Linked DNA regions of Homo sapiens: region 2 is linked to region 1. The links are chromatin contacts, found by Hi-C or POLR2A ChIA-PET in ENCODE. All regions are on one chromosome and are shown on one strand. Each heading gives the region's core, a stretch centred on a gene start or an enhancer-like site at or near the end of the contact. The rest is flanking DNA. Distances are from core to core; before and after follow the strand shown.

Region 1 (7,303 bases), core at 2,517-5,016:
CTATTATTACCCATTTTGTAGATGAGGAAAATGAGCAATAAGTCAATTGCTGTAAGTCACAGGGGGTTAAGGAGCATCACAGAGATCTAAGCCCTGATGTTTTTGACCCATGAATGCCTTTGTTCTTGCCTATATCCAGCTAATCCCATCCATCCAGTTCAAATGTCCTTTGTACTGCACAAACAGTTTTCTCAAGAGTCCTCTCTCGGGAAGTCATACCTCCCTCTTATGAATTTCCATTGTGCTTTATGTATCTTTTCTTTCGTTACCTTCCCCTCCTGCTTTGACTGTAGCTGTCGGGGTGCCTCGCTCATCTTAGCATCCCCATGGCATCTGACTTGATGCCTCATGCATAGCTTATCTTCACTAATTATCAGTTGACTAAATGATAGGATGATTCAGAGACTGTTAAGTAATCTTCTAATGCAATCCAGAGCTTGGGAGGGTCAGTGAAAGTGTAGAGAAAGGAAATCATATGACAGAAATTTTCAAGCAAAACTAGTTGTGGCCCAGAGGCTGGCTGGAGGGAGAAAGACAGAAGAAGGACCATCGGCCACAGTCGGGCTTTGATCCCAGGATGTTTGTTGAATGCAGGAATGACTCCAAGCATTTAAAGCTGGGGGCTGCCAGGATTCCTAGAGCTACTGGCTTTTGCCCAGAAGTTCAGAGTACAACCTGTCAGGAAGGGTGGATAATTGGAGTTTAGCACACAGCGTGAAGATCCAGGGCGCGGTGGGAAAGCCAGGTTGAAATGCCTTGGGAATGCGGCTTGGAAGAGAGGATGGCCCACAGCTCAGGATGCTAGGGTCTTTGGCATAGAGGTGGTCATGGAAACCCTGAGAATGAGGGACCCCCATATTCTGGGGACATGGGAGAGAGAGAAAAATAGAGGGATGAAGACTGAGCTTTGGGAAATATGCACATCTTGGGTAAAATGAAGAAAGAAAGTGAAATGTGAAAAGAAAACCTCGGTAGCATGAGGTAAGAGAAGAAAGGAAGGAGTGAGTTTGAAGAAGGTCCAGGTAAGGGTCACTCATGTCTGAAGTCCAGGAGGATGTGGCTGAGAAGAAGCCCTTGAATGTGATGAGAAGGTCTTGGATGACCCACGGTGAAGCAGGGAGGTATGGGAGTGAAAACCAATTGCAGCAGGGCCAGGAGGGGTGAGAGGAGTCTGGGGCACTTGGGGTCATTGGACAGGGCAGGGGCAGGGGCAGCAGAGGACTCTGAGCACTGTAGAGGGAGCTCCAGGAAGGGAAGCGGGAGTGAGCCAAGGCGCTATACACTGCAGAATTCTCACCTTCCTAGAGCAGCCCTCTGATATTTATGTCTGTTTTCAGTGGTGGTTTATATTTTAGATAGTGAATACATTTGTGTGATTCTAAACTTTAAAGAGGAAAAAAAGAAAAAAAAATATTTTCTATGAGAAGCCTTCTTCCCTCCTATCCCTGTTTCCCAGCCACTCTGTTTTTCTTGCTCCCAGCAAGAGCATGTCGCCAGTTTCAGTGTTACAGGTTTCTGGGCTGTCCTTTCAAAGAGATTCTAAACATAGACAGTATCTTTTTCCTTTGGCTACCACCCCTCCTGTTACTACACAGACTGTAGCACACAGTGCACACTAGGCTGTCGTTTGCTTCTTTCACCCGATCATCTATCTTGGAGACCAGTCCCTTTCAATATATAAAGGGCTTCCTCGTTCTTTTATTTTTATATTGCCATGTAATACTCTATATCACGAGTCTATCATAACTTTCATAGCCAGCCTGTTATTAATGACATATAGATTATTTCCATCTTTTGCTTGTTATAAGCAAGGCTGCAGTAAGCCTAAGTCACTTGACTTGTGTAGCTCTATAGGACACATTATCTTACAGTTGGATTTACCAGAACAAAGGGCATTTGCATTTTAATTTGTAATAAATATTTCCAAGTTGCTCTCCATAAAGCAGGTTCTTCTCTCCCTCCTGCAACATATGAACATACCTGTTTCCCCAGGCCAACCAATGTGTTATCAAACTTTTTTTTAATTCTTGCAAATAGTGGATGAAAACGACTAGTTTGTTCTGTCCAACTGCCTGGACTCTCCTTCCACCTTTTCAGCACCTGCCCTCATGCCTCACCTTGAAGTTTTTCTACAGTGATTTTACATTTTCTTCTACCCTCTTTATCTCAAAAAAAATTTTTTTTCTAAGTTGGCAGAGCACATTCCTAACTATGAACTCCATTTTTGCATCTGGAGTGCCAAACACCAGCTTCTCTGAGTCCAAGGGTGGGGGCGCAAGCTCACTCTGTGACTGTGATTTGGACCTAAGTGAGTTTTTTAGTCACTTTGCTGTGCTTATGTGTCCTTTTCTGCTGTCTCAAAACTGCTCCTGTTCTTTGTTCCTTAAATACCACCTCTATAGGGCTATTTGTAGTGGCATTTTCCCAAAGGTTCAGGATAGCAGAGCACAGCAGACAACTGAAAATGGAACTGTGGATGTCCTGGTTTCTGGAAGTCCATTGCTCCCTCCTCCACTGGGCGTTTCTCACTGGCTTCCTTCTCTGCAGATTTTAGCCTTTTGCTAACCTGCGTGCACTTTCCCCTTTCCTCTGCCTCCTACTGGTTCCTAGCCCCAAAGTTTTAGCTGCTACTACAGAGTGGTCTAGCCATCTCTGATTTGCAGTTTCCCTTCAGAACGCACCTTCAAGATCCCTCATGTAAAATGAAGAGGCTCACGTTAAAAGGCCTAACAAGTAATTTTTCTCAAAAATAAAGTTCTTCCCCTAAGAGCAGCTTGACTATTAAGATACCAGTGTCTTCACTCATATCTTTTTTTTTTTTTTTTTTTTTTTGAGATGGAGTGTTGCTCTGTCGCCCAGGCTGAAGTGCAGTGGTGCAATCTTGGCTCACCGCAACCCCTGCCTCCCCGGTTCAAGCGATTCTCCTGCCTCAGGCTACCAAGTAGCTGGGGTTACAGGCACCCGCCACCACCATACCTGGCTAATTTTTTGTATTTTTAGTAGAGGCAGGGTTTCACTATGTTGGTCGGGCAAGTCTGGAAACTCCTGACCTCAAGTGATCCGCCCACCTCAGCCTCCCAGAGTGCTGGGTTTACAGACATGAGCTACTGCACTGGGCCTTTCACCCATATCTTGTCCCTGTGTGTCAGTTTTGCAAGGCAGTAATATCGAAACCAAATCCTAAAGCAGTTTATAATTTAGCCTGACACACTGTGCAAGCCAGGTTTTGTATGCAAGTTTGTGTGTATCATTAACTAATGAAATCTTAAAAAGCAGTTTGGCTTATTTATAGATAATGGAGCTGTTTCTTAACCTTGTGCCTTTTTTTTAAGCTGGTAGAAGCATATCCTGGTTATTATCTGGAATGTAGTAATACGGTAACCTTAAGAATGCCATAAATATTTAACCTAATAAGGGGATTGCTAGTCTTCTTTTCTTGATTGAAAGGGAAACAAATATTAATATTTGATCATTAATATGTGTTTTGGCTGTACAGATTTCTCCAGAGGCTGTCTTACTGCTTTTTGGTAATTAGAAATTACCAAAAAAAAAAAAAAAGAAAAGAAAACAAGACTAGTAACCCAAAAAGGACTTACTTGGTGAAATTGTCAATTGTCAGTTGGGCACTGTGGCCACTCCTTCCTATACTCTTCCCTGACTTCCAGAAGAGAAGCCAGGAACTAGGTCTCCCAGAGTCCCCTTTTATATGTGAAGTCCACTCCCAGGACTCCCAGGAAACTTGCAAGGCTGAAGAAAGAGAGGCAGTTAGTCATAGGAGACAGTTCAGTCAGATGTGTGAGCCAAGGCCAGTGTATGGTTTAGCAGCAGTGGACAGTCAGGCTCTGTGAATCACTCTTCCCAAGCTGCAGGCTGACAGAGGCTGAGATCCTTTCCAGACGTCTTGGCTTCTGGGCAAGTTCTGGAGAATCTCTCGCTTCAATATTGAATTGTATAACAACAGTACAAGGTCTAGGAGAAAAGAAATGGAAGTGTACTGTTGTCAGGTTCTTTATAGTATATGTGGAATAGTGCATAATATTACTTTAAAGTAGACTGTGGTAAGTAAAATATATAATATAAAATCCTTAACTTCTGAAAAAGAGTTATAGCTAATAGCCAACAAATGGGATAAAATGGAATCATAATAAATATTCTAATTAATCCAAAATAAGGCAGGAAAAGAGGGGAAAAAGAACAGATTGAACAAATAGCAGGATTTCTATAGAATTTGAATGGAAACCCAACCATATCAATAATCACAATGTAAATTGTCTAAACGTTTCAACTAAAAGGCAGAGATTGTTAGACTGAGTAAAAAAAAGCAAGACCTAACTATATGCTGCCTATAAGAAACTAACTATAGCTATGAAAACACATATAGATTAAATGTGAAAGGTTGGGGAAAAAATGTATTATGCAACACTGATCAACAGAAATTGGGAATGGATTGTTAATATCAGACAAAATAAATTATAGGGCAAAAAATATTACCAGGAATAAAAATGGTCATTTTAGAAAGATAAAGGGGTCAATTAAAAAAAAGGACATAACCATCCTAAACTTGTATGTATCTAATAACAGAGTTTTGAAATATGTGGGTCAAAACTGATAGAACTGAAAGGAGAAATACACAGTTATATACAATTATATTCAGAGATTTCTCTACCCTCAATAATTGCTAGAGCAAGGAGACAGAAAATCAGGAAGGATACGAAGACCTGAACAACACAATCAACCAACTTGATCTAACAGACTTATAGAACACTCCACCCAACAATAGCAGAATACACATTCTTTTCAAGTGTGCCCAGAACATTAACCAAGGTAGACCACATCCCGTATCATAAAATATCTCAATAAATCTAAAAGGATTCAAATCATTTAAAGAATGTTCTCTGACCACAGTGGGATTAAATGAGAAATCAATAATAGAAAAACATTTGGCAAATCCCCAAACATTTGGAAGAAATCCTGGAAGGAGAAGACAAGAGCAGTGGGCACAGGAAGAGGGGCAGAGTCAGTGGGAAGTGGTGACAACTGGGTACAGAGGTGAAGAAAAGGGGCAAATCTGAGATGACATTCATGTTTCTATGCTCAGAGGCATCCAAGAAGTGAGTTTAAGGGATGCATGGAGATAATTTTTTTTTTTTTGAGATAGAGTCTCACTCTGTCACCCAGGCTGGAGTGCAGTGGCGCTATCTTGGGTCACTGCAATCTCCGCCTCCCAGGTTCAAGCAATTCTCCTGCCTCGGCCTCCTAAGTAGCTGGGATTACAGGCGCCTGCCAACAGGCCCAGCTAATTTTTGTATTTTTAGTAGAGACGAGGTTTCTCCATGTTGGCCAGGCTGGTCTGGAACTCCTGACCTCAAGTGATCCACCTGCCTCGGCCTCCCAAAGTGCTGGGATTACAGGCGTGAGCCACCGTGCCCAGTGCATGGAGATAAATTTTATCAGTTTTTATTATACTGAGTTGCTGTATAACTTAAAAGTCAGTTTGATTTTTCACTGTAATACTGTTCACATACAGCCTCCAGCAGTGCACTTAAATAATATTTAAGATACTGCAGTATCTTAAATGTGGAACTCAGAAGGCTGTAGTGAAGAGTCAAAGCCTCTGGATCCCACGCTGAGTAAGGTGACCAATCATGGTTTGCCCATTTGCCTCCTCTGCCAGCATCTGATGAAGAAGCTGTGCCCTCTGAATGACTCCCAGTAGTATCAGATTCATGTGTCCACTGGAGGAGGGACCCAGGGAGGGCAGAAGTACCAGGCCATGGGCTGGGTCTGGGTTAATGGGGAAAGCTCCCTCATTATTGGAGATGGGGCAGTAGAAGTGGAGAGCCAAATTGGGGGAACACTTTCTGTGGGTACTCGGAAGGTTTTCAACCTAAAGACATGGTGGAGCACCTTCAAGAACAGGTTTTGGCGGGACTGACTTCTCTCCAAGCCCCCATTTCGGGGACTGTCTCATCCCATCCTGATGCTGTGGCTTCCTGTGTGTTTTGGGCTGGCTTCCATCTTGCTCGTCGGGACCCTGCCAGCTCCTTTGTTTTGTAGTTTTCTGCTCGATGCCTACAGTGTTTTCAGACTCCACCTTGGTCCCTTGTGTTTCAGCCCGAGAGGAAGTTTGGCGTGGTGGTGGTTGGTGTTGGCCGAGCCGGCTCCGTGCGGATGAGGGACTTGCGGAATCCACACCCTTCCTCAGCGTTCCTGAACCTGATTGGCTTCGTGTCGAGGTGGCTCACAATGTCTTTGTGCTTCATAATTCATGGAAAGCCCAGTGAGGCGGATTAGCTGCAGGACATGGAGATTTTCCAGACCCAGGGCAGGGAGAGCCATCTCCCAACTGAGAACTGTGCTTAGGGTCAGCCCCATAAGATCTCAGGTTGGGATGGGTCTGGGAACTGAAGCTTGCTGGGCCTGCAGCTGGGATGCACAGTAGGTTGGCCTGGGAGACTGGAAGACAGAGGCAGGAGGGTGAGCTCAAGGCTGACAGTTAGAGAAGGGGCACAGAAAACACATGCATGGGGCTTTGGCCTGAAAGGCTTTCGGTGTGCACCGGGGAATCCTGACATAGTCATCATGACAGCCATCCTAGGTGGTCCTGGGCTCTACATGTGATATTTCCTTCTGCGTAGTGTTATTAACCCCCCAGTTTACAGATAAGGAGGCTGAACCACAGAAAGGTTAAGTAATCTGCCTGAGGTCACACAGCTGGAAAGTCTAAGAACTGAAGTTGAGCAGAAGTCTGTTTCCAAAGCCCATCTTTTAAACACCATGTGTTCTTTTGCCATTGGTAATTTTGAGCCTCACTTTTATTATTATTATTATTTTTTTTGAGACAGAGTCTCACTCTGTCACCCAAGCTGCAGCGCAATGGTGCAATCACAGCGCACTGCAGCCTTGACCGTCTGGGCTCAAGTGATCCTCCCGCCTCACAGCTCAAGTGGTCCTCCTGCCTCAGCCTTCTGAGTAGCTGGGACTACAGACACACACACCACCACGCCTGGATAATTTTTTTTTTTTTTTTGTAGAGACAGGGTCTCCCTATGTTGCCTAGACTGGTCTCAAACTCCTGGGGTCAAGTGATCCTCCTGCCTCGGCCTCCCAAAGTGCTGAGATTATAGGCGTGAGCCAGTGCACCCAGCCTCCCCCTTTTCTTTAAGGATTCATTTATCTCCAGTCAAAATCAAACTTATCACCTTGTTTCTTCTTCCCCCATGCTCAAATTTTCCACTCACCCCTGTACACACACACACACACACGCACCACTCACCAGACTAATCCTGTATAACATCATTTG
Region 2 (7,590 bases), core at 4,915-7,414, 53 kb after region 1:
CTATTATAATTCCCTGTCTTGATGAATTGGCTCTTGTCTAGGCAGTGGGTAAGGTGAACCCCTTGGGCAGTTACAGTCTCTTTTGCTGACTTCTAGAAATTATATTAACTACCATTTATTAAGCAAGCTTTATGTTCCAGGCAAGGTGCTAAGAGTTTTACAGACCATATTTCTTTTTTTTCTTTTTTTTTTCTGAGACAGTTGAGACAGTCTCACTTCTTTTGCCCAGGCTGGAGGGTAGTGGCGTGTGGCTCACTGCGGCCTCAACCATCCAGGCACGAGCAGTCCTCCCATCTCAGCCTCCTGAGTAGCTGAGACTACAGGCATATGCCACCACACCATTTTTTTTTTTTTTGGTAGAGACAGGGTCTCATTATGTTGCCCAGGCTGGTCTTTAACTCCTGGGTTCAAGTGATCCTCCTGTCTTGGTTTACCAAAGTGCTGGGATCACAGGTGTGAGGCATTGTGCCCAGCCTACCTTCTCATTTTGAAAGCAATACAATACCAACTTTAATGGTAATACACTCTTATGTAATAAACAAAGACATTTACAAATATCAGAAACCCAGTTTTGAAACATTTGCATTAACTGTGACCTGAATCAACTTTTTTTTTTTTTCAGACAGAGTCTCACTCTATCGCCCAGGCTGGAGTGCAATGGCACGATCTTGGCTCACTGCAACCTCCATCTCCTGGGTTCAAGCAATTCTCCTGCCTCAGCCTCCCGTGTAGCTGGGATTACAGGTGCATGCCACTATGCTAATTTTTGTTCCAGACCAGCCTGGACAACATAATGAGACTCTACAAAATTAATTAATTAACTAATTAATTAAAAATGATGTTTCTAAAGAATGTAACTTACACACTATGTTGTTAACAGTGTTAACTCAGTGGATGAAAGTGGTTTGCCACACTCATGCATATAATAAATGACAAACATACTTGTTTGAAAGATGCTTCTTTGAAAGCTACTTAGTGGTCAAGCATGGTGGCTCATGCCTGTAATCCCAGCACTTTGGGAGGCCGAGGCAGGAGAATTGCTTGAGTCCAGGAGTTCAAGACCAGCCTAGGCAACATAACGATACTCTCTACAAAAAATTTAAAATTAGCAGAGTGTGGTGGCATAGTTCCAGAACTCTGGGAGGCTGAAGTGGAAGGATCACTTGAGTCCAGCAGTTCTAGGCTGCAGTGAGCTGTGATCATACCACTACACTCCGGCCTGGGTGACAGAGCTACAATATGTTATGAACAGTGTTATTTTAGTGAATGGAAGTAATGTATGTAGTGAAGCGTCTGAAGACACATGTTTAAATAATGTTTCAGATCTTATGGACAGCTGCAAACCATGTCATTCAGAATACACAATCTTCTCAAGTGCACATGGAACATTCTCCAAGATAGAGTATATATCAGGTCACAAAATAAGTCATAACAAATTAAGAAAACTGAAATCATAACAAGTATCTTTTCTGATCACAATGGTATAAAACTAGAAATCAATAATAGGAGTAATTTCAGAAAATTCACAAATATGTAGAATTTAAACAACATGCTCCTATACAACCAATGGGTCAAAGAATTATTTTTTTTTTTGAGATGGGGTCTCACTCCGTCACTCATACTGGAGTGCAGTGACATGATAGTGAGATGAGAAGTCTTCTTCCGATCAAAGGTTTTTCTTGATCGAAGAGTTTGTGGTCTCATGGGCTTCAAGGAATGAAGCTGTGGACCACAGTGGCAAGTGTTACAGCTCAATTAGAGAAACGTGTGGACCCAAAGAGTGTGTGGCAGCAAGATTTATTAAAGCGAAAGTGAATGTAAAGCAAAAGTGAAAGTAAAGCTTCCACGTGGTGGAAGGGGACCTGGAAGGGTTGCCCTGGCTTGAGTGTCTTATGCTTATATGCCCTTATGACTCCTTCCCTTTTCCTTTTCCTTTTCCTGTCCTATAGGATTAGCTTATTTTCTATCCGCTTGTGGGTTGGTGGGCCTGATTGGTTAAAAACATCACGCTGCAGCTAGAGCTTAAACTCCCTATATGATTGGTTGAAGTTTCAATCCCTTAGCTTGCAGCTATGACTCATTTTGGCTTAGGAGAAAGTCCCCTTTGATTGGTTGAAGTTTCAATCCCTTAGCTTGCAGCTATGACTCATTTTGGCTTAGGGAAAAGTCCCCTTAGGGAAGTCCCTATTGACCCAGGAAGTCCAGCCAACTTAGCCACTTAGTCGCTCAATAGCTCACCACAACCTCAACCTCCTGGGTCCAAGTGATCCCCCCACCTCAGCCTCCCCAGTAGCTTGGGACTACAGGCTCATACCACCACATCTGGCTTTTTGTATTTTTTGTAGAGAAGGGGTTTCACCATGTTGCCCAGGCTGGTCTCAAACTTCTGGGCTTAAGCAATCTGCCTGCCTTGGCCTCCCAAAGTGCTGGGATTACCGGTGTGTGCCACTGTGCCCAGCCTCAAAGAAGAAATTTAAAAATCTTTTGAGGCCGGGCACAGTGGCTCATGCCTGTAATCCCAGCAGTTTGGGAGGCCCAGGTGGGCGGGTCACCTGAGGTCAGGAGTTCAAGATGGCCAACATGGTAAAACACGGCCAACATGGTGAAACCCCATTTCTACTAAAAATACAAAAATTAGCCGGGTGCAGTGGCACACACTTGTAATCCCAGCTACTTGGGAGGCTGAGGCAGGAGAATCACTTGAACTGAGGAGGCAGAAGTTGCAGTGAGCCAAGATCGCACCACTGCACTCCAGCCTGGGTGACAGAGCAAGACCCTGTCTCCAAAACAAAAGAGGAATGTTGAAAAAAGAGTAATGTTTCTCAGCACGACAAAGACTATCTCTGACAAGCCCACAGCTAACATATTTAACTGTGAAAATATTTTTTCCTCTAAGATCAGGAACAAGACAAAGATGCCAACTCTCACCATGTCTATTCAATATAGTACTGGAAGTCCTAGCCACAACAATCAAGCAAGAAAAAGCATGACAGACATCCAGATAGGAAAGAAGTAGAAGAAAATTTTTAAATGCTACTTACAAAGTTTGTTGTGAACCGTGTAACTTCCATGTAAGGAAGTAATGAATGTAGTGAAGTGTTTGTAGTCATGTTAAACAGGCTTCTGAAATGTTATTTATATACTATTTTAAAAAGACGTTTCCACAAATGTTACTTATGCAGTGTGTTGTGAAAAGTATTACTTTGGTGAAGGAACGTGGTTACCATACTGAAATTGATGTAAAATATTGGTCCAAACTCCTGACATTCCCTGAAAAGATTTATGGGAATTTCTTTGCTCTCAAGAGATTAATAAGAAATGGAATGAAGCCGGGCACAGTGGCTCATGCCTGCAATCCCAGCACTTTGGGAGGCTGAGGTAGGCAGATCATTTGAGGTCAGGAGTTCAAGACCAGCCTGGCCAACATGGTGAAATCCCATCTCTGCTAAAGATACAAAAATTAGCCAGGCGTGGTGGCAGGCGCCTGTACTCCCAGCTACTCAGGAGGCTGAGAAAGGAGAATAGCCTGAATCCAGCCAGAAGATGTTGCAGTGAGCCAAGGTCAAACCACTGCACTCCAGCCTGGGCAACAGAGTGAGACTGTGTCTCAAAAAAACAAAAACAAAAAAATAAAAATAAAGAAAAAGAAATGGAATGAGATCCTAAACTCTAAAGCCATGCCAAAACAACCTTCCTTTGAGGATTCCAGCTGACTATATTATGGCTCATTCTCATGCACATTTTGAAACAGATGGGCAAATTCTATCAAGGAAAGTTCAGAGCTCAGATGGTCACTAAGAAAACTACAACCAACTATGCGGTTAACAAGCAAAATCTTCGAAGTTCTCTATCTCTCTATTTTATTTTTTTCCTGCCTACTTTCAATCTGCTGACTTTTCTGCTGGTGTTGAGATAAAAATCACTGCTTATGACATTTGAGCCAAGATTTTTTAAAAAAAGACTTAAAGCCATTTCAAATTAATGACTTTACAAATAACAGCTCCATGATAAACAACCTAGACACCTGAACTGTCCCTTTCGGAAATGTAAATTTAGGTTTGCCTGCCTAACAACTGTGTATGGTGACAAAACAGGTAATTGAAAGACTAATAGTCTAGAAGAATTACATAAATGTTTAGAAAAGTTAGGCTCTCAGATCAGACAGGTTAAAATCTTGAGCTCAGAGCCATAATGTAAGTATCAGTGTCTGGCATAAAAATTGCTTTATCTGCCACTCAAGGAGTTAGAAAAAAATTTTTAAATGCAGATAATCTTTTTCCCACCCACACTGGAGCAGGTGGTGAAGCAAAGTAGGTCTGAGGACTGGATTGCCATGTGGACACTGTGTTAATTTCTTTTTCTTTTCTTTTTCTTTCTTTCTTTTTTTTTTTTTCTGAGACTGAGTCTCACTCTGTCCCCCAGGCTAAAGTGCACTGGGTCCATCTCTGCTCACTGCAACCTCCACCTCCCAGGTTCCAGTGATTCTCCTGCCTCAGCCTCCTGAGTAGCTGGGATCACAGGCGTGTGCCACCACGCCCAGGTCATTTTTGTAATTCTTGTCGATTTCCTGATAAAGGGGAGAGTGATTGTTACCTGGGAGAGTGTCCCTGCTTTGGGTAAAAAAACAAGTATTTTGTGTGAAATTACAAATCTGGTACAGCAATAACCACTGGAGACTTTGATAGAAAGGACAGGGATTTGTATTGCTATTGCAAGTTTTCCATAAGAATGAAATTATCAAAAAGTAATTACTTTTATTTATTTATTTATTTAAGACAGTCTCCCTCTGTCGCCCAGGCTGCAATGCAAAGGTGCAATTTCACTGCAACCTCCACCTCTCAAGTTCATGAGATTCTCTTGCCTCCGCCTCCCGAGTAGCTGGGATTATAGGTACACATCACCATGCCCTGCTATTTTTGTATTTTTTGGTAGAGACGGGGTTTCACCATGTTGGCTAGGCTGATCTCGAACTCCTGGGTTCAAGTGATCCTCCTGCCTGGGCCTCTCAAAGTGCTGGGATTACAGGCGTGAGCCACCACGCCCAGCCTCAAAAAGTAATTACTTTTTTTTTTTTTGAGACGGAGTCTTGTTCTGTCGCCCAGGCTGGAGTGCAGTGGCTCAATCTCAGCTCACTGCAACTTCCGCCTCCTGGGTTTAAGCGATTCTCCTGCCTCAGCCTCCGGAGTAGCTGGGATTACAGGCACCTGCCCCTACACTCGGCTAATTTTTGTATTTTTAGTAGAGACGGGGTTTTACCATGTTGGCCAGGCTGGTCTTGAACTCCTGACCTCAGTAATTACTTTTTTAAACAACCATGTGGGCTGGGTTCGCTTGCGTGAGGAACGCTTGCATCCAGGAGCTGAAGACCAGCCTGGGCAACATAGACATCTTCTCTACAATAAAATTAAAAATTAGCCAGGCTTGGTGGTGCATGCCTGTAGTCCCAGCTACTCAGGAAGATGAAACGGGAGGATCCTTCAGCCCAGACGTTAAAGGCTGCAGTGAGCTATGATCGTGCCACTGCACTCCAGCCTGACAGATTGAGACTGTCTAAAAAATGAAAAATAAGGCTAAGGCATGGTGGTTCAGGCCTGTAATCCCAGCACTTTGGAAGGCTGAGGCGGGCGGATCACTTGAGGTCACGATTTGGAGCCTGGGCAACATAGGGAGCTCTGTCTCTAGAAAAAAAAAATCAATCAATCAATCAATCAACCACGTCAATACCGCGTCAGTAAAGCAGAGGTGACACCAAACTTCATTCCAGAGGCTAAGCCTGACCCAAATCCAGTTCAGCCAAAGCTAGGAAACCAGTCTCCCTGGTAAGCCTCTGAATGTGATGTTAGTATTAAAAGGCTGCTGCGTGGTATTATACTAGCAGCCACTGTGTCTTAGCTGTTGAGAAGGACCTCCTGTGTGGTGGAAACCGGGGTTTTTTATTTCCAAAATTCCACATGAAGCCCTTCCTCTACTGGGGGTTCTGAAGACCAACTGCTCCTCAGTAGTCAGGACTGTGACAGGAAGGATTTTACTCACCACTGACGCAGCCTCAAGTTGTCTCAAAGTGAGGCGGTGTCCCCTTAGATCTGTGTTGAGGAAAATGAGGTTCTCCTCCTCACTGCGGGCCCGGCGCTGGCGGCCGCAGTAGGAGCACGGAGGCGGTGGGGGCTTCTCAGGGGTCCGACAAGGCGGCTCGCACGCCCCCTGCTGGTCATCTGGGGCAGCGCGGGGCCCTCGGCGCTCGCTCACTGTTTAGCGGTGGCCGCGTGCCCCCTCCTGGCTGTCTGGTTGAATTAATTAAATTCAGATCGTTCAATGCCATGATTACGGACGTTCAAAATAAAATGGGGCCCACTATCCTGTGTCTTTCTCAAAAATGTTAAAGAAATTATTAATCGGAACGAAATAAATGTAGATCCAAACTTTACAAGTTTCACAAAAATTCATTCAAAATAGTCCATTGACTTAAATTTAAAATACAAAGCTGGCCGGGCGCGGTGGCTCACGCCTGTAATCCCAGCACTTTGGGAGGCTGAGGCGAGCGGATCACCTGAGGTCGGGAGTTCGAGACCAGCCTGACCAACATGGAGAAACCCCCGTCTCTACTAAAAATACAAAATTAGCCGGGCGTGGTGACGCATGCCTGTAATCCCAGCTACTCGGGAGGCTGAGGCAGGAGAATCGCTTGAACCTGGGAGGTGGAGGTTGCTGTGAGCCGAGATCGCGCCATTGCACTCCAGCCTGAGCAACAAGAGCGAAATTCCGTCTCAAAAAAATAATAATACAAGCTATAAAAATTCTAAAGTTACATTAAATCACATGGAAAGCAATGTCAAATGAGAACTACTTAGCCAGGCACAGTGGTTCACACCTTAATCCCAGCACCTTGAGCGGCTGAGGTGGGAGAACCGCTTGAGCCCAGGAGTTTGAGACCAGCCTAGACACCCCTGCACCCTGCAACCAACCCACCTCTACAAAAAATACAAAAATTAGGTTGCTCTGCCTGTGGAGTAGCCATTCTTTTGTTTCTTTACTTCTCTAATAAACTTGCTTTCACACACACACACACACACACACACACACACACACACACACCATAGCCGGGTGTGATGGCACACACTTATAGTCCCAGCTACTAGGGAGGCTGAAGTGGGAGGATCGCCTGAGCCCAGGAGGTCAAGGCTGCAGTAAGCCATGATTAGGCCACTGCACTCCCACCTTGGTGGAAGAGACCTTCTCTCAAAAAAGAGAGAGAGAGAAAGAGATACTAACCTTCTCTAGGTTATATTTGTATGGGTAAAATGTTATTGTTTCAGAAATTGTGTCAAGTCCCTGGAAATTTGTCAATGTCCTCCCTATCCAAGATATGTCCCAATGTAATGTTATAAGTCATAATTTCAGTTAGTATTTTAAATGTTGTATGCCACAGAAACAACCAAATTTCCTTGCATTATAATGAACTTTCATTAGATCTTAACCATAGCCAATTTATATCTTTTTTTTTTTTTTTTTTTGAGACGGAGCCTCACTCTGTCACCCAGGCTGCTGGAGTGCCGTGGCACAATCTGGGCTCACTGCAACCTCCACCTCTTG

What was found. Hi-C counts contacts between places; a loop is a spot of excess contacts on that map. ChIA-PET counts read pairs that join two places held with the same protein, here RNA polymerase II (POLR2A). Pooled maps may share reads with other maps.
Region 2: a map with no recorded cell type shows a loop between it and region 1 (13-fold over the local background). The contact joins two enhancer-like sites. A Hi-C loop is called at or near these places in 5 of 37 single-sample maps with no recorded cell type and 5 of 50 pooled maps. POLR2A ChIA-PET finds 5 or more read pairs at or near these places in 4 of 52 experiments (BJ, HEK293, PC-9 and 1 more).

What each region holds. Positions count from the first base shown.
Region 1 is chr7:43,781,790-43,789,092 of GRCh38, forward strand. It overlaps BLVRA (biliverdin reductase A), which reads left to right. Exons shown (of 8, transcript NM_000712.4): 3 at 6,115-6,236. Among named protein-coding and RNA genes, the nearest start is that of BLVRA, 27 kb to the left of the region's middle. RefSeq lists an enhancer at 2,570-2,719. Within about 2 kb of position 3,767, at least 6 of the 41 ENCODE cell types and tissues checked have a DNase peak (open chromatin) inside an H3K27ac peak, as active enhancers do.
Region 2 is chr7:43,832,832-43,840,421 of GRCh38, forward strand. No RefSeq gene overlaps it. Among named protein-coding and RNA genes, the nearest start is that of MRPS24, 33 kb to the right of the region's middle. RefSeq lists enhancers at 1,735-1,854, 1,779-2,073, 1,985-2,354 and a silencer at 6,261-6,340. Within about 2 kb of position 6,165, at least 7 of the 41 ENCODE cell types and tissues checked have a DNase peak (open chromatin) inside an H3K27ac peak, as active enhancers do.